4 separate regions of the Homo sapiens genome follow, and all the other regions are linked to region 2. The links are chromatin contacts, found by Hi-C or POLR2A ChIA-PET in ENCODE. All regions are on one chromosome and are shown on one strand. The core of a region is the stretch at or near the end of the contact, and the rest is flanking DNA. Distances in the headings are between cores, read along the strand shown. Region 1 has its middle 200 kb from the start of RAD51B-AS1. Region 2 has its middle 23 kb from the start of ZFP36L1. Region 3 has its middle 180 kb from the start of RAD51B-AS1. Region 4 has its middle 140 kb from the start of RAD51B-AS1.

Region 1 (7,534 bases), core at 4,822-7,321, 330 kb after region 2:
AAAATCACATAAATAATAAAATCATTTCTGTTATCCCATTTATATTACTTTCTTTAAGGTGCTAACAATGTATTCTCCATAACAAACCATTCTGCACAGAAGTCCCTTCTCCAGGGTCCTATCCAAAAGGCAACCATCCACACTTGATTGGATCTTACAAGTTTAAAAAATAAGTAGAGGCTGCGGTAGTTACGGCTCTCAGCTTCCCAGTCTGTCTTTATTCTGCAATTCTCCCCACTTCTCTACCACATCTCTGCATGTTCCATTCACATATATCTGCCAGGAAAACTCACCAAGTGAAGCACATCTGCCAAATGTAATAATTAGGAAATCTAGATAAGGGCATTTGGGTGTTCATTATATTATTTTCTTTACTTTTCTGAATGTTGAAATTTATCATAATTGAAAAAAGAAAGAAAAAGAAAAACTCACCAAATTCTAAGAACAACAAAACAGCAAATGACCCTGAGAAGAATAAAGGACTGGTTCTAGTTACTGCTATTTTCCTCTTCCTACAGAGTCCCAGCCCTGCACTGGGAAAGGCTGTGCCTCATCTGTGGGAATAGGAACATAGAAATGCCTGGTGTATTTCTTAGCAATGTGTCTACTTTTTCAAGCTCTTTCACAGTTGTTCTTTTACTTGCACAACAAGCCTTTAGGGGGTAAAAAAGGCAAGTGGGTTTCCCCCATTTTACAGAAATGGTATTATTGGAAACCAAGAGATTTCATGATACTAGCTAATAATACCAGCTCACAGTTACTGCTTTCTTACTAGGCAGCAGGCATTGTTCTAGGTACTTACATGCATTAAATAATTTTAACCTTATAATAACTCTAAGAATTATATGCATAATTGCCTGAGATCACAAAGCTAGTAAGTGGTGGATTGCAGTATGAACCCAGGCAGTCTACTCATGAGCCTAAACTCACAAGCATCTATATCTTCATGTGATAACATTACAGATGCCTTTCTAGCATCCCAAGAGTTGAAATCTGGCAGCCTCCAGGGTGCATTCGGACTACAAGAGCATTCATTTGGCTTATACAATATTTTATAATTTTTGAATTTCAAGATTTAAAGAAAAATTTAATAAAAAAAAAAAAAGTTAGCCAGGCGTGGTGGCGTGCGCCTGTAATCCCAGCTACTTGGGAGGCTGAGGCAGGAGAATTGCTTGAACCTGGGAGGTGGAGGTTGTGGTGAGCTGAGATTGCGCCATTGCACTCCGCCTTGGGCAACAAGAGTGAAACTCCATCTCAAAAAATAAATAAATAAAATAAAAATAGTGAAAAAATTTATCTGAAAACCCAGATTTCTGGCTTCCCTTGTAAAATCCGACATTCTGGCAACATGAGGTCAGCATCCCACAAGATAACAATTGTCTAGAGCTGAGACTGTGAAAGAGAAATTTTTCATGACAGTTGTTAAAGACTTTAAGTAAGACATTATTCAAGAAGGAACACTGCAATGGGGTTTTGCAGCCTTGGAGAGAGATGGGCTCAACTCCGAATACAACAAGGAAAAGTGATAATGTGTAGCCAAAGAGCAGGGTGGATGTCAGTGGATGAAAAATTACTAAGAAGAAACACCAAGGCTAGGGGGATTCCCGCTAAACTGACATGGCAGGATTCTTACTGAAGGCAGGCAAGGGTGATAGGGTATTAAGGGTGGGGGCTGAGGAATTTGATTAGGTACTGAGGGTGATCAAATACAAAGGGTGGGGAATTTTCACTCAATTGACTTAGCAGGATTCTTGCTAAAACTGGACTAAGCAAGCCAAGGACAGAGCCCAAGGTTGGGGCCTAGTCAGAAAGAGGACTCAGAGGAGCCTGACTCAAGTTTGGTCAGAATGAGAGTCTTTGTCAGTAACTGGTGCCCCTTTATATACGGTAGGCTCTCTCTAATCTGTCAGTCCCTACAACTGCCTATTATTGCACCTGGCCTCTTTTTGCAACTCTTTTTACCTGTCTGGCATGCACATTTGAGTTTGTAAGCCCTGTATTATTGAAAAAAAAAAAAAAAAAAAAAAGACAAACCCTAAAGAAACAGAACGTAATTTCTGTCCTGGTGCCATCAACACACTGCCAAAGCCATTTATTCATTCATTTGTCTTTCCATGTAATAACCATCCATTCATGTATCCATCCACCCACGTTTTCATTCTTCCTGTCTCATGCACCCTCCCCACCTAGCTTAGCAATTCTCAAACTGCATAGTCATACTTGCATTTCTTGGCCAGCATCTACTTTTTTCCCAATCAGATAAGAAGGGCAAGATCAGAGGATAAGGGATGTTCTGTGAGGAAAACAGTTATGGTAGGTGTTATGAACTGAGCTGTGTCCCCTCAAAATTCATATGTGAAGTGCTAACCTCCAGTGAGATTGTATTTGGAGATAAGGCCTTTAAAAGAAGGTAATTAATGAGCAGGCATGGTGGCTCACACCTGTAATCCAACACTTTGAGAGGCCCAGTCAGGCAGATTACCTCTGGTCAGGAGTTCAAGACCAGCCTGGCTAACATTGCAAAACCCCATCTTTACTAAAAATACAAAAATTAACCAGGTGTGGTGGCACATGCTTGTAGTCCCAGCTACTCGGGAGGCTGAGGCAGGAGAATTGCTTGAACCTGGGAGGTGGAGACTGCAGTGAGTCAAGATTGTGCCACTGCACCCCAGCCTGGGCAACAGAGTGAGACTTAACTCAAAAAAAAAAAGAAAAAAAAGTAATGAATTGTACATCATGATCAACAACCAAAAATAAAACAAAAGGATGTAATTAAGGTTAAACAAGGTCATAAATATGAGGTCCTAGCCTCATGGTGACCTCAAACCAAAAAACATACAATGGATACACAGAAAATAAAAAGCAAGAAGATACTAGTTCTAATCCAATAGAACTAGTGTCTTTATAAGAAGTGAATGAGACACTAAGAGCTCACACACACAGAACAAGCCATGTGAGGACACAGAGAGATGACGTCCACCTGCAAGACAAGGGGAGAGGCCTCCGGAGAAACCAAACCTGCTGGAGCCTGGATTGCGGATTTCCAGTCTCCAGAGCCGTGTGAAAATACATTTCTGATCTTTAAGCCATGCAGTTTGTGGTATTCTTTTATGCAGCCTGAGCAGACGAATACAGCAAGGAACTGTTGTCCATGTGCCCTCTGCCTTTTCACTCCCTTTCACCCTCCCCACTTTCTCTGAACAGGCAGTCACCTAACATCCAAGGCCATGTGAATACGTACTAAGAGAAGGTGTTGGTAATCCCAGTTAAGAAGGTCTATGGTTTCTCCAGTGGTGTGACCGCACCATCAGGATGGGCTTTGAGGGTGGGAAAGGGATGAGGAGATGCCACTAAAGAATTCTACCAGCGAGATGAACTCAGGCCATCTCACTAAACCCTGTGTGCTTGAAATGGGGAGTTGATGCTTAAAGTTTACAGACTTTGGAGTTGAGGTGTGGGCATGAAAAATATTAGCAAAACCCAAGGTGGCTTAAGGTTCATCCAACTAGTTGGTTGGGTTTAACAAGCAGTTTTTGTCTGGAGATCCTGAGTCCAGCTTAAACAGTGAGGGTCAGAATAATCACTGCAAAATTTGCTTCATTTTAAGCTTTCCTCCGGCTTTTCACCAGGTGTTCTAGTTAGAGAGGCTTATGTTATTGACACAAAGATAGGTCGTTGTTGATTAACTCCGGAGGGGCACAGAGAACTGGGAGAAAGCCAAACTGGCTTCTGCCTCATCTTTGTATCAACTTTCAAGCTGTTAGATTGGTAATGACTGTGGGGTTTGGACGATGGTGCTGGGATGAGAGGCTGGACAAACCCCATATAGGTTTCTGGGCCCCAGAGGACAGCCAGTGGCAATAGACTTAAACCTCCGATTCTAAATAGAATGGGCAGGGATCTGGAGGTGCTCTGGAGGAACTGACTAGAACCCCACAGTAGCAGGTTTGGAAAAACTATCATAGGCTCCTAGGGAAATGTTGCAATTCTAGTCACTAGATAAAAGTGTCAGTCACAGGACAAAGTTTGACCAATGATTTAATCACCTTTGACATACCCGGAGTTCAAGAAAGGGCAAGGAAACACAGACATTTAGACTAGCCTCTCCTTCACTCCTAGACTCACGTCCACTAAAAATAATATGGGCAGACTGAAATTTGAATACATTTGGTTTGGGTTTGGCTTTTAGCCATCTGATGAGGTACAAAAGTAATAGTATCTAATGAATAAATGGTAAAGCATACTACCACAATTCAGTTTTCCCCCTAATCCTCTGGTTGATGCATGAATTCATATAAAGCACAATTTCTCTGACTCATTTGAAATAGGGCAACACCACACGTGACTAGTCGTCCAAAAACCATCATGAAGATTTGTGAATAACTTCCAATAAAGAGCTTTGGGCACTAAGAACACAATTGGCAAAAACTTGATCCAAACCGAGTCCTTCACTTGTGTTTTAAAATCTTAGTTTGAAAGTTATTTGGGACTTCTTAGTCAAGAATCTGGACTTTACAAGACCTGAGGGTGGGGGCTGGAGAAATGCAAGGATCAGGGATAGGGACAAGGGATCCTTGCAGGGGACAGAGAAGACCTTGGGGGTTAATGAAGAGAGAATATCTTCCCACTTGCTTGGTCAGGGTTCCTCAATGGAAGCTCCTCTTGCTTCTGCTGATGTCTGTTTTTTTTTGAAAAGGAAGTAACTCCAAAGACTGGTGGAAGGAGGAAAGGTAGCTGGGTCCCATGGTGGGAACACAATTTTCTTTAGCTGAGAGAGGGATTTTATTTTCATTCCTCTTTTCATTACACACCTTCCCTAATCTTCTGTATATTCTTAAATAAATCTCAACAGCTCTTCCTTCCCACTCACTAGTCCTATACCTCTGTGACTGGGCACTTTAACAGGGTGAGAAGTAAGATCCTGGAGTCAGGGGCTGGAGGTGAGCAGTGAAAAGAGATGCCTAGGCTGTGAGGGTGTAAGGGGACCAGGTCTACAGTTATGAGCAAGAAGCAAGAGGGAATGAGTATGCTTGCAGTAGTCCAGTTAGAGGGTGTAAAGCATGCCCTGGAGTTCATCACTGTCTTGCCCTCTCACAGCCCCTCTAGGAAAAGCTGGCCTTCCCACACCTCCTGCTGCTTGGGCAGCTATGTTTTCAGCGACTTCCTTATCCAACAAAGGTTTGGTTAGCCAGTGACCAATGATGTTGTCTGAGACAAAACACTAAGATAAGTCCGAGCTAATCAGATTCTCTCTTCAGAATTTTAACCAAGGAAAAAAGCCAATGGGAACTGAAGTTGAAAGGCTAAGAGAGAAACACAGGGTGAGCCATGTGCAAACTGAAGTTTTGAGTAAATAAACTATAGTATGCAGGACAAAATCTGCTGGGAGAGTGAGAGTAGCCCTGGGCAGACATGTAAAGAAAAGCAGAGACCCCAGGATAATGAATTCCCAGGGCTGCCTCCCCTCCAGAAGGCTTTCCAATTCTGCACCACCTATATCCTTAACAGTATGTGTCCCCTTTTACCGGAGATAATTGAGACTCCTCTTCCCAATGAAAATAGCCCAACTGGGCCAGGCACGGTGGCTCACGCCTGTAATCCCAGCACTTTGGGAGGCCGAGGCGGGTGGATCACGAGGTCAGGAGATCAAGACCGTCCTGGCTAACACGGTGAAACTCCGTCTCTACTAAAAATACAAAAAATTAGCCGGGCGTGGTGGTGGGCGCCTGTAGTCCCAGCTACTCGGGAGGCTGAGGCAGGAGAATAGCGTGAACCCGGAAGGCGGAGGTTGCAGTGAGCTGAGATCGCGCCACTGTACTCCAGCCTGGGCGACAGAGCAAAACTCTGTCTCAAAAAAAAAAAAAAAAGAAAAAGAAAGAAAATAGCCCAACTGTAACTAAAAGTTTGTACAAGTTTCATGCAGGTAGGTTGAAAGCTGAATTATTGTCTGAAGACATTTGCTTTAGGGAGAGTGAGTGGGCTGGCTCTCAGCAAACATGGCCTACCACCACAGCTTACTTGGAAGCAGCTTGTGTACTTGAGATTAGGTTTTAGGCAGGAAACAGGGTGACCTAATTTCTCCTTTGTTCTTATCACCTCAGGGTACGCGAAGTCTATGTTTGAGACCTGAAGAAAGGAAGTCTTGGCATCTACAAAATACTGGTTTGGTCTGAGAAAGTTAAATCCCTGTTAAGTCACCAAAATCCAGGTCCACAAACCTCTCTGAGGAAAGCTTTAAAACATGATTTTTTCATTGGTTGAAAGGAGCAAAGAGGTGTGGTGGTCATGTTGGTTCACCAACAAGAACTGATGAATCATTTGTTATCTCCCATTTCAAGGCTCAGGAGGGCTAAACTGGAAGGAAAACCAAAAGCAGCTCTTGTCAATATGAGACCTCCTTCATCTCTTATGTCCTCAGCTTTGGAAATGCCCCCAGGCAAGGCTGCCATCAGCACTTGACTGAAAACACATGGAGGCAGCCCATTCAGAGCAGGAATTCATTACTGAAAGAATAATAAGGGAAAGTTTCTCTCTCTTGCAGGGAGAGCTGCTTTCTGGAAAAGTCACAGGGCTTTGAAGGAACGTGCATCATGTCTGGTAACAAGCGGCAGAATGGAAATGGAAGGGCACATTTCCAAAAGTCTTTTCACACAAGGCATGATGGTCTGGGGTCACTCAAACTAGTTGTTCTATCTTGAATGTGTCATTGAAATCAGGCCATGGCTCCCTTGAACCCACTATCCCTTCCCAGAGTTACTTGTGTCTGAAAGCTCTAGGGGAAAAGTACCCAGAGTTAACTGGTCTTTCTTGGCTACCCCTCTATTTCAAAAGGTCACCTGTGGACTAAAATAGGCTGCAAAACTGTTTGGTCTTCCTGAACACTACCCCATAAATCTTTGATGTATGCCAGGTAATCTGAGGGAAAGGTATATACAAGCGTGAATATGGAAGAAGGAAACATTTGCAAGCCCACTGGGTATAGCTGTGCATGCCAAACATTACAGGTGTTCACCAATATCCAGTTCCCCTTTCCTTCAGAACATGGAGGAAGTGGTACCTTCCTGCCTCCTGGAAGTTAGGAGTGGCTGCATGGCCAGGAGAGTAGAAGGAATGTATATCATTTTTTGAGGGAAGGACTTAATTATCAGTGCTCAATCTCTCTCTCTTTCTTACTTTCTTCTCTCTCTCCCCCATCCACCTTTCCCTTCCCCTACTGTGGCAACTGTGGCAGTGCATGTTAATACTGAAGTGCAATATTGAGTCACACATGGAGAGCTTGTCTGGAGAGTCTCAGACATGCATGGATTTTGCAAGTCACTGAGATTTGGGGGGACTGTTTGATAGGGAACAAAACCAAATGTGTCCTGACTTATGTCTAGTGATTTAATGGTTTCCTCTCCTCCCAGATCTATTTGGAGTTTTGGAAAATATGTGTTCCATCTGAACCCTGCCCTCACCGAAATTCAGAAGTAGGCAGTGTGTTTTCTCTCACACTTAGGATGTTTGGCTGAGAAGTGTGATGAGTGCCTTCCCT
Region 2 (6,607 bases), core at 1,517-4,016:
CGTTTATTGAGTGCTTATTATGTGCCAAGAGCTTGCTAAGCCCCTTCGCCTGTTAAATATGTGTGCAGAGCAGTAGGGCCGTAGGACTACATAAATATATGTGTGCAGAGCAGTAGGGCCGTAGGACTACATAAATATATGTGTGCAGAGCAGTAGGGCCGTAGGACTACATAAATATATGTGTGCAGAGCAGTAGGGCCGTAGGACTACATAAATATATGTGTGCAGAGCAGTAGGGCCGTAGGACTACATAAATATATGTGTGCAGAGCAGTAGGGGTGTCATGCGTTAACAACTGTGATGGAGCCCTACTCCTTGCTGGCATGGGACCAGTACTTCTGCACATGACCTCATGGAGTGGATGGGAAGCCTCTAGTGTGCTGCCTGGCACGGATCAAGCACTTGCTAAGTGGTAGCTATTATCAGTAATCTTCAGAACAGCCCAGTGAGGTAGGTACCATGCTATTCCCATTTCTCAGATGAGGAAACAGGCTCAGAGAAGTTAAACCACTTACTGGCTATCACAGAGTCAGGAATAGAGTTGGATTGATTTGATTGATTCTAAAGCTGCACATAGTTTTTCAGCTGCTCCCCGCTCCCTTCCCCTAACCTGGAGTCTGTTAACGACAAAGGCCTTGCTTTGCATAATGCTAGGGTCATGGGGTCATTGGGCAGGGCTGTTCTCGTCCATCTCTCCAACAGTGCACTGGTGGGCTAGGCATGGATCAGAAACCCTTGGAGATCATCTAACACAACTCATCCGCACCCCACATTTTTCAGATGTGAAAACGGGACAGAAGGGACTGAGCAAGGTAACAGGATTAATGGGATGATACCTCCTTGTCAGCACAAGGGATAAAGTGGCAGTGGTTGGTGGTCATCCTGGCCCCTGCCATCAAGCTGGCATTGATACAAAGTAAGAATCATTAGAACACTAGAATTCCTGGCTGCCATTTGTCAGCCTGGCCCACCTGCAATGAGTGACCCCAGGGATGTTTGGGTGGGGTGGGGGTGCACACAGCAGGCTGGAGCTGAGACTGGGGCGGGGAGGGTGTACTCCACCTACCTGCCCTCCAGGGTGCTTGGCGCCTCCTAGGGCAGGCTGGCCTCTTTGTGCCATGCCCCACAGAGCATTGCAGTGATCCTAGTGCAGAGCACATAGTAGGTGCTTAAAAATGCTCATTGGAGAAACAGCTGGATCCTGGACTGCAGGAGGGAGGAGATGGCACACTGAGGGCATTGATGGGTAGATGGTAACATCATGTCTGTTCATCATTACTCAGCAGACCTGGTTCCATCAGATGTGACTGCCCTTCAGGCCTTACAGAAGGTACCTACATAAATCTGCTCAGGCAAAGAGAAGTTTGTGGGCTGTGGGCACCTGGCTGGGGTTCCTCAAGGTGGAGCATTCTTCTTGGCACTGACGGGGGTAGCTAAGATCTGAGCATGCAGGCAGGCCCTCTTCTCCCCTGGATGCTGCCCTTCTGAGGAGGCAGCTCTGTGGGTACCAGAGGCATGGGCCTAGGAGGCTGTGACCCCCTGCCTGGCCCCCTACCAGTCTCTGCTTCTACAGACAGGGTCTGCATCTTACCTGCTCCTCCTGCCAGTTCCAGTCCCCTCCCCATTCCCCTCAGGACCTCATCCCTCCTCCTGGCCTCAGCTTAAGGGTTTCCTCAGAGAGGTCTTCCTCAAGAACCTTCCCATCCCAAATCTAAATGAGTGCCCCATTTATATATGTTCTCTGAGCACCTGATTCTTTTCCTTCATAGGAATTTGAAAGTCTTTTCAAATGGAATCTTATATTTCTTTCTAGGTGATTTGTTGAAACAAGTCTGTCTCCTCCGTTAGACTAAGCTCCGCGAGGGGTGAGAAAGTTGTTCCGTCCACTCGTCCTCCGGGGCTAGCAGGACATATTCTGTATTAAATGAGTAGATGACAGAAACCCCGTGAGAGAAAGAGTGAGCCGAGCCAGTGGTTCTCTAAGTGTGGCTCCAGGACCAGCGGACCAGCAGCTCAGCATCGCCTGAGGATTTGTTAGAAATGCAAATTCTCTGACTTGGTTGGGGGACCCAGCAATCCGGGTTTGAAAGAACTGTCCAAGGGGGGATTCCTGTGCACACTGAAGTTTGAGAACCACCGAAGGCGGCAAATCCCCTGCTGTTGGGTGAGTGTGCACTGTGGCAGCTTTGGTGACCTGTAAGAGGAACCATGGATGAGCAAACCCCACCTTCAAATGTAGCAAAGGGCAGAGAGAGGGTGGACACGTCACCCAGACCCCCAAAAGGGGCCCAGACGTGTTGTTCGGCGAGCTGGCCACTGGAGGGCAGTGTGGCCACGTCCATCGTGCTGCCTCCGAGGGCTTCCGGGGGAGAGCGGCCGCGGGAGGACGGGAACGAAGCCGTAGCGAGAACCTCGCCCCACGCCGCAGCCTCCTGCAGCAGCGTCGGCTCGCCGGCCCCTTGCGTTCCGAGCCGCCCAGGGAGCTCAGCCGCCGCAGCCCCGGCCCCTGTGTCTCCCCTCGCGGGCCGGGCCTGGTGTGCACGTCTGGATGGCCTCGGGCCTGGAAGGTTTGCGAGGCCCCGGGAGCCGCAGACCGCGCCGGGGAGGAGATCCCGGCAGGCCGGCCGGGGCAGAGCGCCAAGGAGGGCGGCGGAACCTTGGCTGTTTCCCGGGAGGCCAAGGGCAGCCTTCCCGCGTGATCCGCGCGCTGCCGAGCGCGTCGGCCATCTTGGCGGCCTCGCCCGGGCCCCGCGCCCGGCCCGGCTTGGTTCTCGCTCGCGGCTGAGCAGACGCCGGGGTGGCGACGGGAGAGCCCGACCGCGAAGCTCGGCCGCAGGAGTGCGTGGGCGTCGCAGAAGCCCAGGAGAGCCCTGGACCTTGGTAGCTTCCCGGGGGTGCTGGGAAACGCCACCCCAGTAGCCGCCAGGAAGGCAGGCCTGAGCCTCCGAGCCTCAAGTGAATTGGATGGTGCCAGTCGCCCTTCTTCTTTTTGCCCCATATTCAAAGAGCGGGAAGTCAGAGGGCGTTAAAGTAGGTCACAGCGGTCAGCAGGTTTTTGTGGGGCAGGCAAGTGGCAGGGTCCAAGGCCAGGCGTAGTATCTGGTTGCCTAAGATGCTTGGGCAACTCCTTCACCGGGCACACCAATCTCCGAGCCAGAGGTCAGGGACTGGCCCCGCGGAGCTGGCTGCAGGCGGCCGATGCATTCCAGTCCCTGACCACCATGGGGACTTGAGGTGCCATTCTGAGGAGCCCCAGGCCCCACCACGCCTGTTGCCTCTGTCTAGAGTAGTTCACACATGGATGCTGTCTCTCTGGTACTTGGGTGTTTCTCAGGTTCCAGAACATCCGTTCATCTTACCAGTCCTTCAAGGTTCAGCTTAAAGATCAGCTCCACCAGGAAGCCTTCCTGGATTTCCCCTCTTAGTTTCCAACAGAATCCGTCTCTTCCGTTCTCTGCCCACCTTGAGTAGCAGTAGCTTCAGCTGTAGACTCTCCTGTTTTTCCCTTACAGTCTTTGTTGCTGCATCCTCTTTCACTGAATTGTTGATGTGAGACCCTAGACTCTCTTGTTTTTTCGTTACAGTCTTTGTTGCTGCATCCTCTCTCACTGAATTGTTGAATTGTGAGACCCTGTGAGGGTCGGCACCCTGTGATACTGGCCAGGAAAGGGTTGTTGCAAGGGGATCATGGGATTGTTGAATGGGTTTTGATCTGGATTTTGATGTTGGAAATCAAGTTCCCAAATGTTTTCAACCTTGGGTAAAGGAACATGTAATGGTGTTTTTTAAGGCTGTCATGGAATCCTTTTGTGTGTTTAATTGCTTTGTTATTTTAGTAGAAATGTCAGGGTGTCAGAGGAACAAAAGCCATGGGTCTGAGCCCAAGCAAGAAGACAAACCACTGAGCCCGTGCTGGGTGCTTCCTCTGCGTGGCCTCAGGGTCAGGGCCTGTCAGATGGAATGGCAGGCTGCGGGTCCAGCCCCAAGGTCCAACCAAGGAAGCTCCTGGGGCCTTGGCCGAGCTTGAGGCTGTGATTTCAGACTCCTCGCTGGTCTAGGTCGGTATTTCAGAGGAGGCAAAAGAGAAAGTGCCTTCACAGCCTTGGAGAAGACTGGGAGCTAAAGGAGACATCCTTGCTTTTTCCTTTTAAAATAATAAGCCAAATGTTCTCCCATGAAGGACTCCAGAAAACCCCGTTCATGCCTCACCCACAGATGATTTGCTGAATGCTCATTAAGGGGAAAACAAAGAGGTGGTTTTGTTTATTTATTTAAAAGGAAAAATAAATGAGCTGTGACAAAACAATTTGAAACCAGGCCCCTCTGAGACCTGGGCTTTCACTTCCTTGATGGGAAGTAAAACAGAGAATCAAATCCCCCTCCAAATAAAAGTGAAGTTAATAATCAGACAGCTCGAGCCCTGGCCACATCCTGTCAGCCCCCTCCCTCCCTAGGCTCTCTGTTTATAGCTGCCGAGTGCTTTCCCTCCAGAGCCCAAGCCGGCTTAACCCTTTCCTCCCCATCCAGGGAAGCCCAACCCTGCTCTTGAGACTGGAGGTGGGTTCCTCACACCCACTGGTGCTGGCCTAACCTCAGCAAGCGGTGGCTCTCCCCAGGCCTGCCGGCATGGGCCTGTGTCCCCCACAGGGCAGCCAGCTTGGATTTGAGTGATATTCTCTGCTTGTCCTGCACAAAGCCTGAAAGTGTCACCTTTCCTCTCCATACCTCCAGGGGAAGACTAGGCCAACCCATTCCCATTCCAGACGCCATGCAGCTTCTATAGCCCGGTGGGCTCCAGAAAGCTGCATTCTGACAGAAAGAGGCACAAATCTTTGGGGTTTCTGGTCTGCACAGAGAGCAGCACTCTGTGCATGTCTCTGGGCTACTTTCTGTGAAAACTTTCCACTTCCTTCAAATGCCTTCCATTGTAGTAGCATGTTGATTTCTTCCAGAACCCCATGGGGTCAATAGTAGCACATCCCACTGGGCAGAGGAGGGCCCCTTGCTAAATTAATTTTGAGTTCTCTACTGTTCTAGGCAACGACTCTGCCCTATAGGGCCATAGTTATCCTCATTTTACAGAGGAGGAAACAGGGGTTAAGTACTTTGCCCAATGTTACAGAGCTAATACATAGCAGAGCTAGGATTTGAACCCAGGCATTCTGGCCCCGGCGTGCCCTTAGCCTTTGCACTCAAGGTTTAGCAGCCAGAGATTGCTCTCTTCTCTGGAGCCAGGGGGCTTTCAGAAGCTCAGGATAATCTTATGACTGCATTGTGAAGGTCTCAAAGCCCAAGGACCTTTCGAGAACATTCTTGAGTTTTGTCTTGGGCTCTCCAGCCTCCTTTCTTGTTTCCTCTTATGGGAGAAGAGGGAGCAGGTGGAGCCAGTGCAGGGCTCCATCCATTCTCCTCCAGAATCAGCAGGGTCAAGATGTGGCTGGATGTGAATCCTCCATCCCTTCATCTGGCTGGCAGACTTAGAGCAAGAACCCAAAGACTTGGTGTGGCCACTCTGACGGTGGTCTGGATGACCTTCTGCTTAGGTTCCCTTGTCTCCTCCAGTCTTGTCACCCAAAGTCCCAAATACCCGCTTCTGGCTGAAGCTTGTCAGCAGGAGGCCACCCACACAGTAGCCTGGAGCGTGAACTGGCTGTGCAGGCCACCTGCCTCTCCTGGGAGTCCTGCGTGCCATGGCTCCTTGATTTCTTCTTAGAACTGTATCTCTTGCCTGGCCACTTTTGCACAGCCATTTGGCAGGGCCTTTGCACCAGTGAAGGTACATTGTGGTGTATAGAGGCCTTCAGGGACCACTTGCCTGAGACTCAGCTCCTTTTTGGGAGATGTTGCCACGCCCAGGGTCTGCTGTTTGTCTAGAGGACCCTGAACCCCATCTTTGGGAAGGGTTGGTCTGCTGCAGGTCTGCTTTCTGGGGGTGCATTTTGACATTCAAAGCCATGGACCAGAGTGGGCAGTGCCTTACTCTTCATTTTCCAAGTAATTCTTCAACTAGAGAGAGCTGTGGTGGCTCTATCCCAACTGCCCTGTTCTTTCCAGAGCCTGGGCAGCTCCTCTGGCTGGGGGGCGCTGAGCACAGCCATGGCTTCTGTGACACTTGAAGGGGCTGACACCCAGCAAGGTACCTGGCCCAAAGGGGTTTCAGAGGATGTGTGCCTTGATTTTTATTTAATTTAAATGTTTAAGAAAAGCATTCAAATTCAGAGTGTTCACGATGGGGTGGCTCTACTGTGGTCCTCTCAGAGGCTTAACAGCCACAAAAAAGCCACATATTAGACCCACCCTGTTACAGTTCTTACTGTGCTAGGCACTCGACACACTGATCTCATTCACCCTCATGCCCTGGGAAATGGGGGATATGTAAGTATCCCCATTTTCCTGTTGTGAAAAGTAAGGTTAGAAAGGTTGAGTAGCTTGCCTACCCTGCTATGATGGCTTTCTGCTGAGGAAATAAAAAAAAAAGTTCATTGTGCTTTAAAAATATATTGAAACCAATTTTATAGTAATTTTTACTGAGCTTAAAAGCAGTGTCAAAATGGACATCAGTCCTTCTGCCTGTACTCTTCCAGCCCAAGAGGCCCAGAGGGGCAGG
Region 3 (6,971 bases), core at 3,199-5,698, 310 kb after region 2:
CCTTCTTTCCATGTCTCAGGGCTGTGGGTGCCAAGTGAAGGCTGCAGTAACCCTTCCAGCCTCAGAGAAGCGCTCTGTCCTGTAGGCCATGAGAATGCCCAGGCTGGCCCGGATCATTCCTCTGTCCACTTCAGCATTTCACTTTATGCTGCCTGTAAATCTGACCATTTCTTCCACTCCTAGAGGTGTCCCAAAGCACTAGTTCAGCAGAATTCAGACTCCTTTACCTTTCCCAACTCTACTCACAGCCTCAAGTCACCAGGGAGAGAAAGAGCACCTGACCGAGAGTGGGACCAGGATTCCAGACCAGCTTTAGATGAGCATCTCTCTGGGCCTCAGTGTCCTTGGATGGGAGGGAGGTGGAGACTGGGTGTGGCTGCTTGTCCTGTCCCTTCCAGTTTGATGATTTTCCCTAGCCCAGAGCCAGAGCTGGCCCTTTTCCCTCAAGGAAGCCATGGTTTGTATGCTATGTAGCAGCTACAAATGCAGGGGCTTTTTTATCCCTTTTCTTTTCAATGATCCTAGGTACTATAGGAAGAGGCAAACATTTTTATGATCCCAGGAACCAAATAACATAATGAAAATCATGGCAACCATCAGCCCAATAAAACCCATGGCAAAAGCCTCCACATTCTCAAACAGGACCCTGGGAATTTAAAGCTCTCAGAAGCCTTAAGTGGCTCAGGCCTTGCTGAAGGCCTCGGGACGGCAGCTGATGGCTGATGAAAGGATTTTGACGCGCCACTGAAATTCTCTTTTCCAAAATAACCACTTTGAAACCTGTTAATTACAGACACACAACCAGCCAGAGCCCCCCAACAGGACCCAGGGCTTCTACCAGGGAGAGCCGGGCTCCAGAGGCTGGCCGCTGCCTTGGCGCTCCATACACTTTGTGTTGGGTGACTTCGCTTCAGGAAGAGAATCCAAAGTAATGAAAACCACATGGCCACTCCCCCGCCCCCAGCCTCCTACTCTACCTCCCTTCCCTGGAGACAGAGGCCGGCTCAGTCTAATTTGGTCCAGTGTTTTTGTTTCCTAAAATCTGTCTTGGGCCCTGGGCCATTAATAGGTTGCAGCTGATTTTAATCTGCATGAATCAGAGACCTCACTTCTTCAGTTTTAAGGAGATTACAAATTGTGTGTCCCACAAACTCAGGATGGAGGGAAAAAGCCCTGGATGGGGAGTGGCAGTAGGGGAGACAGATCCTGGAAGGCACAGAAACTGCTCCCCACTCAGCAGTGGGCTTGAAGGAGCCTGGGATCACTCAAAGCTGGGGGAGTGGGGCTAGGGGGAGGTGAGGGTCTTGCAGCTGTGACTCAGTGGCAAGAACACAGAACCTGGTCCTGTGTAAACAGAGCTAAAACCGAGGATCTGGACTATCAGAGGCCTCTACTCACCTATCTTCAACAAATTAATTTCCCAAGTGCTTGCGGGGCACCCCCCATAAGCTAAAGCAGGGGTAAGCAAACCATGGCCGACTGGTCAAATCCGGCCTGCAGCCCGATGTAAATAAAGTCCTCCTGGAACAAGGCCATGTCCATTTGTTTATGTATTGTCCATGGCTGCCTTGCAGTTGTGGTAGAGACCCTGTGGCCTGCAAGGCCAAAAATAGTCACTATCTGCCCCTTTACAGTAAACATTTGCTGACTCCTGAGCTAGAGAACTATCCTAGATCTCGCTAGGCAAGAATTCCACTTACAAGCCTGTTAACAAGGGATGGATTTAGGATTTACTCCATTCCCACCCCATACCAAAGTCTAGGTTCCTTCCTTCCAAACATCATTCTTCAGGAAAGTATCTTCATGCTTATTTAAGCAATGACAATAAGAAGGAATGCCCACAACCATACCACTCAGTGAAGGTTCCAAGTACTTGCCCTGACAACCCGACAGTCCCATTTCACAGATGAAACAGAGTCACTGAGATAAAGCAACTCACTGAAGTTCACTCAGGGAACAGCACAGCTAGGAAGAGCTGGGCCTCTGAGTCACAGCATGGTCCTCTGTCCATGGGATGGCCATAATGAAGGGAGCTGGGGAGCTTTAACATGGCAATGCTCCCTTACGTGTGCCACACGACCACTTGACAACCCAGTGAAGGGCTCAGGGTAGTATGTCTTCATTTTCAAGGTGAAAAACATAGCACTATCAGAGAGTGGGGATGAGAATCAGACAGGCCAGACTACACTCACCCCTTGAAAACCACCTTTATCCAGGCCCAGTGGCTGGTGAGCCCAGGCCCTCTGGCCCTAGCTGGGCCCTCACTCAATCAGGACCCAGGGCCCCCTATTTTCCCAGTGTGCCTCTAAGACAGCTCTTGCCTTCAGGCACTTCTAGGCTAGCGGGGCAGAGACAGAAAGGGGAGGATTATGATTGCATGGCAGGCACAGTGATGGAGAGCCACAAGTGGTGCTTCAGGAGGACAAAGCAGGGTCACCTTGCCCTTCCCTAAAAGCAAACCCCTTTGTAGGGAACCCTGGGTGAAGGGCCTCCAGTGGAAATGCTATTCACTAGAAATGCAAGTGGGCACCCTTCCAAGGCTTTCAGGGGCTAAAAAAGTGTTGGAATCATTCTGGGGACAGGCGGGGAAGCCAAAGAAACTGGTACCCTCTCAGAGATGAGACTGGCAGGTAAACTGATGACACCAAGGAAGCTGCTGCCTTGGAGCAGTAGGAGTTCTCCCCACGGGAACCATTTCCTGCAGGACCAGGCCTGGGGTGGAGACCCTTCCAGACAGGGTAGGAGGTCACCCCAGGCTGCAATCTCAGTGGTCTGGAAGCCCATGAAGGCTGGTTATGTCTGGGCCTTGAATAGAATCATAGACAAGCAGGGTGCCACGCTGGCTTGCGTAGAATGTTGACTCTGCAACGGTCTCTAGCTAACAGGAGCTGAAAGTTCCTACAAAGGATAGCGAGTGGCCTGTACCTCACTGTCTCTATTTCCATTGCTGTCCCCAGGTCCCCGTTCCTTGGTAAGCTTCTCCTTGAACTTTAGGCAGCACCTCAAAGCAGTTTCAGAATTCACTGAGGAGCCATGGGTCCCAGTCTTTAGAGTCCTGCTATTGTTCAGAGGTCTCCAAGTGACTAGATGTTGTGAATTGCCAGAGGGTGGCAGAGGACTCCAACCAAGCAGGGACCAAGTATAAAGCAAACTTCCATCACCATCAACAACTGGAGCCCTGCACTGGACCAGAACAGAGCCTGGGAAATGACCCCATCAGCATCTTTGGGTCCCCTCATCATGGAGACTCCCCTCAGAAATAGTCTTCAGCAGGGTTAAACCCTTGGCCAGATGGAGAAATAGCACGACACCTCTGGCTTCTGCTTCCCAGGGAGCGTGTAGTGGATCCCCTGGCACCCTCTGCTTCCGACGGTACAAAGGTTGTGGGTGTAAACCTCAAAGCTCTGTTTTGTCTAGACTTGGTTTCCGGGTGGGTTCAGGCTCTCTGCTCCATGGAACCCAACAGCCAGGAGATTTGTGCCACTGCTTCCTTGAGTCTAGACTGGCGGAGGAGCAGGGGCTCATGACTATAACATGAACGTGAACCGTGGATCAAAGTGGGTGTTCAAGACAGCTGATTGGACAAGGTCCTGAGCTATGCTGAGGAGTGATGCTGGCACTTTGGTAATGCAGTGGAATGGAATATTCCATGGTTAATTAGCAGTCACTGAGTGTCTATTGTGAGCTGGTCACCATCTGGATGAACAAACTGGCAAGTAGACTCTGAGGAGGTCACGTGCCCAGGAGTTTGTTTAGAGAGTGCAGTTTCTTCTCATATTGAGGTGTGCAGAATGTTCGCTTACAGGTGTGTGATCATGGGGTTGGGTCAAACTCCTCAACTTTCCTATGGAATGCCAGTCCTAGGACCCTCTGCAATCTGAAGCCCTCACACAAAGAACAGAGTATTTATGTCAAACTCTACCCTTCTGTGCTACCAAACAAAGCTGAGCCAGAATAAAGCAAAGTGAAAAAGCTCATAAACACTTCCTGGGGCTGGGCTCACAAAGTAAAGCTCAAAGAAGAACAAGCCAGATGCGTTTCAAACCCATAAACACACACGAGGACACCCGAGCTGCCACTGGCCCGAGCAGATTGGGTGCTAAAACAGCACTGGAGCAATGAAGGAGGGGGTCATTCTAAAATTAGAGCTCTACTTTCTCTCCCCTCTGAACATATATGAGTGGAATTATGGATTAATATTGAAAATTGATTTCATGTGTACTTCAAGAGCACCTGTGCGGTGATGCCCACACTCCCTCCCCACCCCCTCCACATACACACTCTCCCTCAACTCACCCCGGAGACCTAGAGCTTTTGCTACCAAGCACATCTTGTGTCCTGTATAAACAAGGGCTGGTAACTAGTACAGGAAATGAACTTCACAAGCATTGAATGTGTACCCACCTGTGGTATGGGGAGTTGCCAGATTTTTTTCTAACTGAGAATGTTCACAGAATCTCGAAACTTTCTTTCAGCTTCCCCCTCTGCACACTTGAGTGTGGGCGCCTACCATGTGTGCACACATACCCAAGCACAAAATTTCCCTCAATTTCCCCCAAGACATATCAACAATGAGATGTGCCCATACATACACGGGCACACAGCCAGCCATTCCCAAACCTTCTCCTTTGTCCCCCCCACCCGCCTTTCAATGTATAAATGAGAGCGCCTAGGTGTGCTGGTGCTGCCCCTCCCTGCCTCGGACACATGCAGAACTTTGCGCCCACTCAGCACGATCCAGCACACAGGAGCTGGGGAGCCAAGGATGTTTATATTCCCACGTGTGCACCGGCGTGCACGCACACATGCACGCGCACGCACAGCCACATTCCAGCTGGCCCCAGTACAGCTGTGACAGGCCTGGGTCTGTTTGCCATTGTTTTCCTTCGCCTCTAACAGGCGTTCATGCAACAGAGAGGAGGTCGTGAGAGGTTTCCACCACGTTTTGTAGCATTTACCCCGAGCCTGAGTGTTGGGGAGGTGGCTTTTGAGAATGAGCTATGGGTGGCAGGGTGGAAAGCAGAGACAAAGGCATTCCTTCCCATTTCCTGCCTGAGCTTCACTCGCTAATGTGCACTGCTCTGGATTGTTCAGAGATTTCTTTATGTGTCATCCTGTCTGAAACCTGGCTGGGAGGACGGAGGCTCAGCTAAAGAATTTCTGGAAGTTCTGTCTCAAGGTCCTGCTTTGTCACCTCTTATTACTACAACTGTTCTAGGCCCAGGCTGCCTGGGGGCACACTGTGTCCTGAAAGCCTGAGTGGCAGGCCCCAGCCACATAAGCAAAGACACATTTGGGTAGAAACTGAAGGAGATAAAAATGGACCCCAAGTGGCCACTATCCCTCTAGGGATTTTGGCCCACAAGAAAAGCTGGTATATAAAGAATTCCCCACCTGACCCTCAGCAGCAGTGAATGTTCTAATGATTCCCTCAGCAGTACATATGCAAAGTGGATACTGTCTTTGCACTGACAATAAGATTGGCTAATCTGGCTGGGCGCGGTCGCTCACGCCTGTAATCCCAACACTTTGGGAGGCCGAGGCGGGCGGATTTCCTGAGGTTGGGAGTTCGAGACCAGTCTGGCCAACATGGTGAAACCCCATCTCTATTAAAAATACAAAAAAGTTGGCCAGGCATGGTGGTGCATGCCTGTAATCCCAGCTACTCGGGAGGCTGAGGCAGGGGAATTGCTTGAACCAGAGAGGTAGAGGTTGCAGTGAGCCGAGATCATGCCACTGCCCTCCAGCCTGGGCAACGGAGCGAGACTCCGTCTCAAAAAAAAAAAAAAAAAAAAAAGATTGGCTAATCTACAAGTTCATTTGTTATTTCTAAGAGCCAGATGGGACTTAATGCATCTAAGACACTAACAAACCCAGAGTTCTTACTGTGTGGATCTGGACAGAGCGGGCAGCTGACAGATTTCTCACTGTGCCCCACTGAACTGTGGCAAGGGACTGGCTAGAAATACATGTACTTTGTCTGCAGCCATTGCTTGCAAACTACCCCACTCACCTCTGTGGCAGAGTCCTTTCTTCAAATAAAATCTTACTAGAAAGCCCAGTGTACAAAACTGATCAAAACAGTCTCTCTGGTTACAGGGATGAATTAGCTGTGTGTGTGCGGGCATGGGGTGTCCCCATCTGCTCCTGCTCCATCCTCGTGCTCCCTCCATCTATACTTCAGGGAATCTCCGTGGGGTTCCTTGGATCCCAGGTTGAAAACTGTTATCACAATGCAGGCCCCTTCTTGTAACAATTGTCAAACTTCGTACCCAAGAAAACACGTAATGACAAAGAGCTGCTAGGAATTTAACGGCCTTTCAAATTCGCCTGAGTTTTACATACTATGGATTTCAGCTGCTGCCCATGTTTGGTGTGGCACTAAGAGTTATGGACCCCTTGCTGAAACGCCCTGGCCTCTTGCAGGTCTGCAGTTCACAAATTAGGAATAACTGTACAGAAATTAAGAACAAGAAATGAGACTGGGGTCCCAGATGGAGCCACACCATCAAGTGTGTAGATTGGGCTCCAGTGTCTAGTGAAGAAATTTGTGCTTAAATAGTATTTGGCAATGGAGAGCCATTAAAAAGCCATATGCGATTATTACTATTAATTATTTTTTAAGCCAGGAAATGAATGATTGAAAATGAACTAGCAAAAAAAAAAAAAAAAAAAAAAAAAGAAAGAAAAAAAAAGGATTACTCCTTTGCAATTTAAGTTTCCTTTCCCATCTCTAGCTGTCTGAGCTTCCACATCCCAGTCGCAGAGTCCACTGGGAGAGTTTCCCTCCCAAGCATCATGCATGGGCCCAGCCCAGACACATTTCTCCAGTCTTCATGATCAGAGGCACTGATTGTCTGCTGTGGCATTACCTAAAGTGAGTGGTCCAGCTCAGGCTTCGGCACCCTTGTGACTGAGCAAACTCATTGATGTACACAAATGGAAACCATGCCTAAATTAAAGAATGTGCA
Region 4 (7,292 bases), core at 1,611-4,110, 270 kb after region 2:
AATCGTGCCGGAACCTGAACTCAGATCCCGAAGTGTGGGCTGTTTGTTAGGCACCGGTCTAGTCCATGACAGCCATTTGTAATAGGAGGTGAGGAGAGGCTGGATTTGCTGGTGCTTGAGTTGGAGTTGCACAAAAAAAATGTTTCCAAGCTGAGAACATCATGAAATAGGCAGACCATTCAGCACATGACTAATTCTGGCCTCACCCTCAGGGTGTGCTAGAAGGAGAAAGTCCTGATAAACTGCACAGAGGTGTTTCTGCTCTTCTCACTTGCCCAGAATTGCCAAGAGTTTGCCATTAACATTAACATGGTAAGAACTGAGTGGAGTTGGTCGCCCAAGATAACAGCTCCCATTCCCACTGACCTCTGCCCTGTCCTAGGTAGGGCCCATGCTATCCCATAGTAGCCAGAAGTCCTCTTCTCTTCTCCTCCCGCCTCTCAGAGCACACCTGTCTCCTCCCCCCAGCTCCTCTTTCCCACCCTCCAGTGGTATTCCTCCAGTTTTGGGGCTTCTATTTTTTCTTTCAACTCTGTCTGCTCTCCTTGAGTGACTTTACTCTTTGTTGGCTTCGTTTATCACCAAAAGCCTGTGACCTCAGCTCCAGCCATCTTCCAGAATTGCCCACGTATATTTCCAACTGTCTACTGGACATCTCTAGTGGAACATTCTATGGTTGTCTCAAATCATACATGTCCAAGACTGATCTCACTATCTATGCTCCCTTACTTCCCATAACAAGCCCCTCTTCACCTGAAGGTTCCTACCCTGTCTCCTCTCTCTCAGTCAACGATATCACCAGCTACTCAGACATCCACATGGAAACCTCTGGACCCTCCCTCTCCCTCACCAAGGTCTGATGATGTTAACTCTGATGAGTCCTCTAAATCTCTCCCCTTCCCTTCTATGCCACCATAGCCCCGGATTAGGCTCTCAGCACCTCTCTGCTGCTACCAGTCCTTCCTCCAGGATCTCCCAACCTTGGATGTCCCTCCATGGTATCAACTGGAGACAACTGTCTAAACACAGATCTGATTATTCAGTAAGTAAAATATTTGCTGGTGACCCACTGTGTGCCAGACTTTGTGCCCAGAACTGGGAATACAGTGGTGGATACAGTAGGGTCCCTGTCCTCGTGGAACTCACATCCCAGTTAGGGAAATCAAACAAGAAGCAAGCTAAAAAACAGATACATGAATAAAATACTTCTAAGTTGCAGGGTAGGAAATAATGGGGTGGGGCAGGTATCTGTGCCACCCCTTGTAGAAAGACCTTCAGAGGCTCCTCATTACCTACAGAACAAAGTTCAGACCCAAATTGGCAAGCAAAAGTCTTACTAATGCGGCCCAATCTATTTTTCAACTCCCTCTCCCACCACTCCCTTCTTCTGCCCAACCCCCTACTCTATATTCCATGTCCTATTCATCTGTGAATCCCAAGCCCTTCACTCTTGGCAGATAACAAGCAGATAATAAATATTTAGGGAAATCAATGTGTGGACAAGCGAATGATGGATAGGTGTCTATAGGCATGCCCTGTCCCCGTTCTTACCTCTACTCTGGTGGAACTTCTTTACAATGGCCCCTTCCTTTGGGTCTCCAAAATGTTTCTCACACTGTTTCTGCCCCAGGTACTCATAATAATGTCTTTCCTGCTAGACAGTTAAGGCATTAAAGACAAGGGCAATATTGTTCCATTCTGAAAAAAAATGCCTGGCACACAGCAGGTGCCTGAAACATGCCAGTGGAGTTGACTGTGAAGAGCCTGAAGCAAGGGGAAGTGAGTGTTGTCTTTTTTTAGACTGTTTCCTACAAATACTCCAGTGGCCATAATATTTGGGTGGAAAAAAGAAGCATGAAGATATCCACTGCCAAGTGGGCAGCCAGAGGCATACACCTCTTTGCTCAAGGAACAGCCTCAAAGAGCCCAACTTTGTCCCCGTGTCTTTGCCTTTGAAAATAATTTTGCACAAGCAAAGCAAAGAATAATGAACCAGATATGTGCCCATGGAACCTGGTGCTCAAAGATATGCCCTTATCCATCTGAACAGAAACTCATCTAGATCATGAGTTGGTTCTAGGGCTAAGCCTGTCCCTTTACATGATCTGTGAAGAACCAACCCCATTCATCCTAGTGACAGAATATTTATTTATTCCCAAGGACCTTAAGTGAAACCTAACTCCTTTGCTGCTCCCACATCCCATCCCTGGAACTCCTTAATTACTATTCCCTAAGCCCACAATAATTGAACACAGGGGTCTGTTGGTTTTTGGCAAATGCATTTGGAGTCCCTGCCTTCTTTGGCAGGATGGGAGGAAGGTGGATAGGTAACCAACCATGAAAAAACTTCAATAAAAAATCTGATTAAAGGTAAGAATAAAAATAAGAGGTAGATTTTGTGCATTTTTTTAGGCTTGATGCCTGCTCTCAGAAAAGTACTGGGCATGTGCCAATCTGCCTGGCTTACCTAGATCATTGTTGACTCTTGAATTTCACACATGGTCACCTGGTCCTCCTTTCTTTTTTCAGTCTGCCCAGAAAGCACCCCACCCCTGACCTGAGCATTTCATTAGTCCTATCTCTTTAGGGGCCATTTCAGATTTTTCTTGACAGTCTTATTTTATTCACTCTGGTTCAGTGTTGCCAACCCAACAATTCTCAGCCAAGCCTCCAAAGGAAATACAATCTGCTTGCTGCGTCAGATCACTTGGAAACAGATACGATTGGCTTGGAGTCACTCCATGCGGGGCTGTAAAATTGTTCTCTCCTTCTAAGTGGGTTGGGTTAAGCCCAAGCTGAGGCAAGAGATTTCCAAGGAATACAGAGCAGAGGACTGTAGTAAGTGGTGGTGATTCAGTCAGTGGTCCTCTTGCTTCTGAGTCAGTATTAACCTTCCTCCAGCAGCAAGTATGCGTAGGCGGCCTTCAGAGTCAAACAAAACAGTGAGGTCTTCAACACTGGGGTTCATGAAACAGTTTACAAGAGTAGTGGGGATGCAGGCTTGGTGTAAATCTCTTTATTCCTGCCAAGTTCTAGTCTAAATTTTTGTGTTTCCAAGATAAATGAAAGTTAGTTAAATTGATTTTGAGATTTATGTATCTTATGCAAAGTTGGCAGGGTGTCCACACTTCCATTAGGCCAACTCTGCCAAATACCATTGAAATTCTGATACACATTTGTCTGAAGGTCTCCTTGGACTTTCAAATGGGGTTAATTTATTCTTTGACTTAATTTTGCAATATGTCATTTTTTTGTTCTAATTTCCTGAGAGGCTGTCTGGTGTAACAAAAAGAGTCCTAGATTAGGAATCAGAAGTCCCAGTTATATCATTCATAGGGCAAGTCATTTAATATGCCTCAATTGCCTTATCTACCAAATAGGAATTGTGCTACTTGCTTTGAAAACCATACAGCATTATACAAACGTAGGGAGTGGTTGGCCCCAGCGGTGGCTGTATGGTTGAAAAGGAAGTGATTCTCTAGGTCTCATCGAAGCTGTGGGCCAAAACAATGTGGCAGGAATATGAACATGGGTGATCAGATGAGCAGGACACTGACTGCCCTTTTAGAAGACCTAGTTCCAACTCAAGACAAATCCTTCCATCTCATTAATTTGTATTTTTATATAATCTTTTATTTTAGATAAATCTTAGAAGTAAGCCATTTAATCTTGTACCCAACCGAAGAATTTTTCTCCACTTTTTTCCACCAGCAACATAATGATAATTCTTGATATTCAATAATATGTCTTTATTGAATCATTTCTATTTCCAGATTTCTAGCTTTTAGGGAATAGGAATAAAAGTGTTGACTTCAAAGAATTTAGTATTTTGGCAAAATGTGCTTGTAAACAGATAATCATGGAGAAAAAGCTAGGATGGCAGTAGTAGAAGAGTGACAGGTTCTCTAAGGCAGGGGTTGGCAAACTACAGCCCAAGGACCAAATCCAGCCCACTACCTATTTTTGTAAAGAAATTTTTTTTAGAACACAACCATGCTTATTTGTTTACATATTGCCTATGGCTGTTTTTGCACTACAATGATAAAATTGAGTAGTTGGCAGAGACAATATGGCTTGCAAAGCTTGAAATATTTACGACTGGCCTTTTACAGAAAGGTTGCTGACCTCTGCTCTAAGGGAATCAGACATCTTACGAAGATTTAACTTGGGTTAGAGAATGGGAGAAAGGCATTCCAGTTGGCTGGAAGAGTAAGCACAAAAGAATGGAGTTATTAAAGAATATTTCATGTTTAAAAAGCAATGGGATGTCTCCTTGGTATAAGACAGGGAACAATGGGAGATGAGGCTGGAAAGATGGGCTGAGTTTGGACAGAGAAGGACCCTGTAAGTCAAGGCTAATGGGTTTGAAATCCATCCTGTAGACATCTGGTCTCGAAATAGGATGCATGCCCCAGAGATACACAAGATGATCCATTAGAATTTAGAAGTCAGAAAGTACTAGAATTTGAACTTATTTTTTTCTAGGAAATAAAAAACATGGACTTACAACATTTGATATAAATATTGACAACGGGCTCCTCACAGCCATTGTTATGTGTCATGAATTGTTCATGAGATATCTTGTGGCAAGATTAGGACCTGCACATTGCAGAGGCGGCAAATGGTGTCCTCAGTCCTCACTCCCCTGGGGCTTTCAATGACATATGAATCACTACAATTTGCACATTCCTGACTCATTGGATTATGGATATTATCAAATTTAATCTAACACACACAAAATGGACAAGTGGATTAAAATATTCCTGCATGGAAACAATGGATCAAAGATAATATTAGTAGTATAAGCACAAGCAAATAATAAGAATAATAGCATTGACACTGCCCTTAGAACAAGTTTTCTTCGGCCATATTACAAAGTGAAGACAATGACCAAATATTTGCATGTAACAAGAAGTCAAGCCAAAACAGTTAGAAATTTCCATGAAAACTACTAGATATAAGGATTTATATCATTCAAATGATATAAATGGAACTCCCCTGACATATTTATTGTGCTTTTGACATATTAGCTAATGACAGTATGAAGCCATCATAATTGACAAGACATTTTAAACTATTGCTTACTTCATCTTTATCTCAGCCTTTAAAAAAATTACTTTTGTATATGTTTTATAATGTACATAATATATTAGGAAAGTAATACATGTGTATAATATAAAAAGAAATATATGTATATTGAGAGTACCTATTCAAAATTGTTTACTGATGGGGTGTTAAATCAAAAAAGTTTGGGAACCACTTCTATACAAAATAGAGGACCAATGGGGATCTCAATAAAAGAGGAGATGAGATGAGGCTTGTTTTGAGAAAGATCTCACAGGCTGCCTTGTAAAAGATAGACTCTTGCAGAGTGGCCATTTAAAGTCATTTTTAAGTGCCTGAAGATCTTGAAACAAAAGTTTTAAATACTAACAGCTGTTACTACAAATTCCACTTTGCCAGCTTTTTCTTCTTTAAGAAATGAATGGCTTCTTCAGGCCCAAACAAGGCCCCAAAGGATTGCACTGACAATACAGCTTTGCTACAAGCAGTTAGTTGGGTGACATGGGCAAATTTCAGGGATGAGAAAACATACCCAAGGAATACCGCATGCCATCTAGACTCAACTTTCCCCTCTGACCTGCATGAGTTTCCAAGGCAAAGTGGTCTTCAATCACGAGGGCTCCTTCCACTGTTTCAGCCAGAGGGGCCATTCCCCCTCCTGACAGGCATGATTAATTGATTCTGATGCACAGACACACTCTGTGAGGACTGTGCATATAAGATGTGCTTCTGGGAAGGACTATGGCATTTCTCCTGCTGGAAAGGGGCCAGGTAGGCTATTAGCCTGTTAGAGCCAGTTCTCCTTAGCCACCTATTCTTTGCCACAAAGAACCCAGTTGTCAGATTTGAAGAACTTAACCAATATCTGTCAAATCTTCAAGAAAAGAGGAGCCCGAACGGAGCTGAGCAGAGAAAGGATCTGCAGCCTCTCCCTGGTGATTGGCTTGGGCAGTCCCAGGAAGGCACCAGCACTGGTCTAGAGCCTAAACCTACACATCTGGAAACATCACAGAGGGCTTCCTTCTCTGTGCTCCATGAATGAGGGCATACCCTCTTCTTTTATGACTATCTTTTTCAAGAACTTGAAGGGGCAAAGTGAAAACAAAAACAAATGATAGCAATAACAACCACTTTTTATGGTCAAAGATGTATTATAGTTGTGGGTGAAGAAAGCATGCCCTGCCTCTCTTTCCAAACTTCACATCATCTGGCCCTACTCTTCAACTCAACCTTCTTCCCTACATGGAATCTTTATTCCAATAATGTCTGTTTCCTTCTCTCGAACACACCATCCAATTCCATTCTTTGCTCTTTGTTGAAATTCTACTCAACCTTGGAGTCCTCACAAGCTGTCATTTCTTCACAAAGTGTCCCTCACTACCCTTAAACCCACCCTCTCTTTCTTTTGGTTGGCTAGAGAGATTCACATTCAATTAGGGTCCCCTTGTGTGTTTCTCTAATTGTTTCAGGTCTCCCCAGGTGACTTTCTTTGGGTTGGGGGGTGTCATTATATACTTGCACAGCACCTAGAACCACGCTAAGCCCAGTTTTGCAAATACTTATTGTTTGATGATCCCACTAGTAGTACATGTTACCTAGAGAAATGAGGGAACAAGCTGAGCAATAAATAAGTCTCTCATTTCCACATGAAGAGTAAGATCTTGGGAAGGTGGCAAGTGAATCAAATTGAATAAGGGAGGGCTGAATAAGTCATATGTAATGACTTTCAGGGTTCATGTAAGTGGACCTTATCTCAATTGTCAAGGATTCGTAGCTAGAAGAGGTCTGATGATCCAACAGTGTTGTGGTGTGGTCTGCAGTAGAGTCCTAGGCTCTTGAACCTTGAACAGGGTGCAAGGAACTCAGACGATCCTATGTTTGCCTCGAGCAGATCATTTGAATTCTCTAGATCCTGTATTTAAAAAAAAAAAAAAAAAAAAAAAAAGGAGCAGGGTAGGATTCCCTCATGTCCTGGAGGCATTTGGAAGGGGCTGAGCATGGGCAGCTCTGTCCAGTGGCTTCTCTCTGTCCCTCTATTGCTTTGGTACAGCTGCTCACCGTGGATGCCAGCACAGAAATGCTCTTCTGAGGACACATCCTGCCAGGTTTATAGGCCCTAAAGGAGACACTGACACAGATGACCATCCTAACACTCTCTTACAGCACTGATAAAGAACAGCAAACACAGGAGCCAACAGCAGCCTGGAGGATACGGGACCGTTAGAGGC

What was found. A loop is a pair of places that touch in the nucleus more often than their neighbours do. ChIA-PET counts read pairs that join two places held with the same protein, here RNA polymerase II (POLR2A). Pooled maps may share reads with other maps.
Region 1: a loop to region 2 is called in a pooled map, with 3 times the contacts of the local background. The contact joins two enhancer-like sites. A Hi-C loop is called at or near these places in 7 of 37 single-sample maps with no recorded cell type and 8 of 50 pooled maps. POLR2A ChIA-PET finds 5 or more read pairs at or near these places in 4 of 52 experiments (CD8-positive, alpha-beta memory T cell, activated B cell, naive thymus-derived CD4-positive, alpha-beta T cell and 1 more).
Region 3: a map of naive thymus-derived CD4-positive, alpha-beta T cell shows a loop between it and region 2 (5-fold over the local background). The contact joins two enhancer-like sites. A Hi-C loop is called at or near these places in 3 of 168 maps with a recorded cell type or tissue (B cell, OCI-LY7 and naive thymus-derived CD4-positive, alpha-beta T cell), 18 of 37 single-sample maps with no recorded cell type and 11 of 50 pooled maps. POLR2A ChIA-PET finds 5 or more read pairs at or near these places in 10 of 52 experiments (B cell, CD4-positive, alpha-beta T cell, CD4-positive, alpha-beta memory T cell and 7 more).
Region 4: a map of left cardiac atrium shows a loop between it and region 2 (2.4-fold over the local background). The contact joins two enhancer-like sites. A Hi-C loop is called at or near these places in 1 of 168 maps with a recorded cell type or tissue (left cardiac atrium) and 6 of 50 pooled maps. POLR2A ChIA-PET finds 5 or more read pairs at or near these places in 2 of 52 experiments (MCF 10A and activated CD4-positive, alpha-beta T cell).

What each region holds. Positions count from the first base shown.
Region 1 is chr14:68,482,693-68,490,226 of GRCh38, reverse strand. It overlaps a transcript of RAD51B not described here. Among named protein-coding and RNA genes, the nearest start is that of RAD51B-AS1, 200 kb to the left of the region's middle. Within about 2 kb of position 6,071, at least 8 of the 41 ENCODE cell types and tissues checked have a DNase peak (open chromatin) inside an H3K27ac peak, as active enhancers do.
Region 2 is chr14:68,812,575-68,819,181 of GRCh38, reverse strand. No RefSeq gene overlaps it. Among named protein-coding and RNA genes, the nearest start is that of ZFP36L1, 23 kb to the right of the region's middle. RefSeq lists enhancers at 2,075-2,124, 2,225-2,274, 2,149-2,888, 2,905-3,134, 3,215-3,434 and 1 more and a silencer at 2,375-2,764. Within about 2 kb of position 2,766, at least 41 of the 41 ENCODE cell types and tissues checked have a DNase peak (open chromatin) inside an H3K27ac peak, as active enhancers do; they include B cell, CD4-positive, alpha-beta T cell, CD8-positive, alpha-beta T cell and 1 more, where a contact is called at or near this core.
Region 3 is chr14:68,504,373-68,511,343 of GRCh38, reverse strand. It overlaps a transcript of RAD51B not described here. Among named protein-coding and RNA genes, the nearest start is that of RAD51B-AS1, 180 kb to the left of the region's middle. RefSeq lists enhancers at 1-1,657, 4,255-4,818, 4,819-5,382, 5,355-5,414, 5,383-5,946. Within about 2 kb of position 4,448, at least 20 of the 41 ENCODE cell types and tissues checked have a DNase peak (open chromatin) inside an H3K27ac peak, as active enhancers do; they include B cell, CD4-positive, alpha-beta T cell, CD8-positive, alpha-beta T cell and 1 more, where a contact is called at or near this core.
Region 4 is chr14:68,539,884-68,547,175 of GRCh38, reverse strand. It overlaps a transcript of RAD51B not described here. Among named protein-coding and RNA genes, the nearest start is that of RAD51B-AS1, 140 kb to the left of the region's middle. RefSeq lists an enhancer at 7,182-7,292. Within about 2 kb of position 2,860, at least 20 of the 41 ENCODE cell types and tissues checked have a DNase peak (open chromatin) inside an H3K27ac peak, as active enhancers do.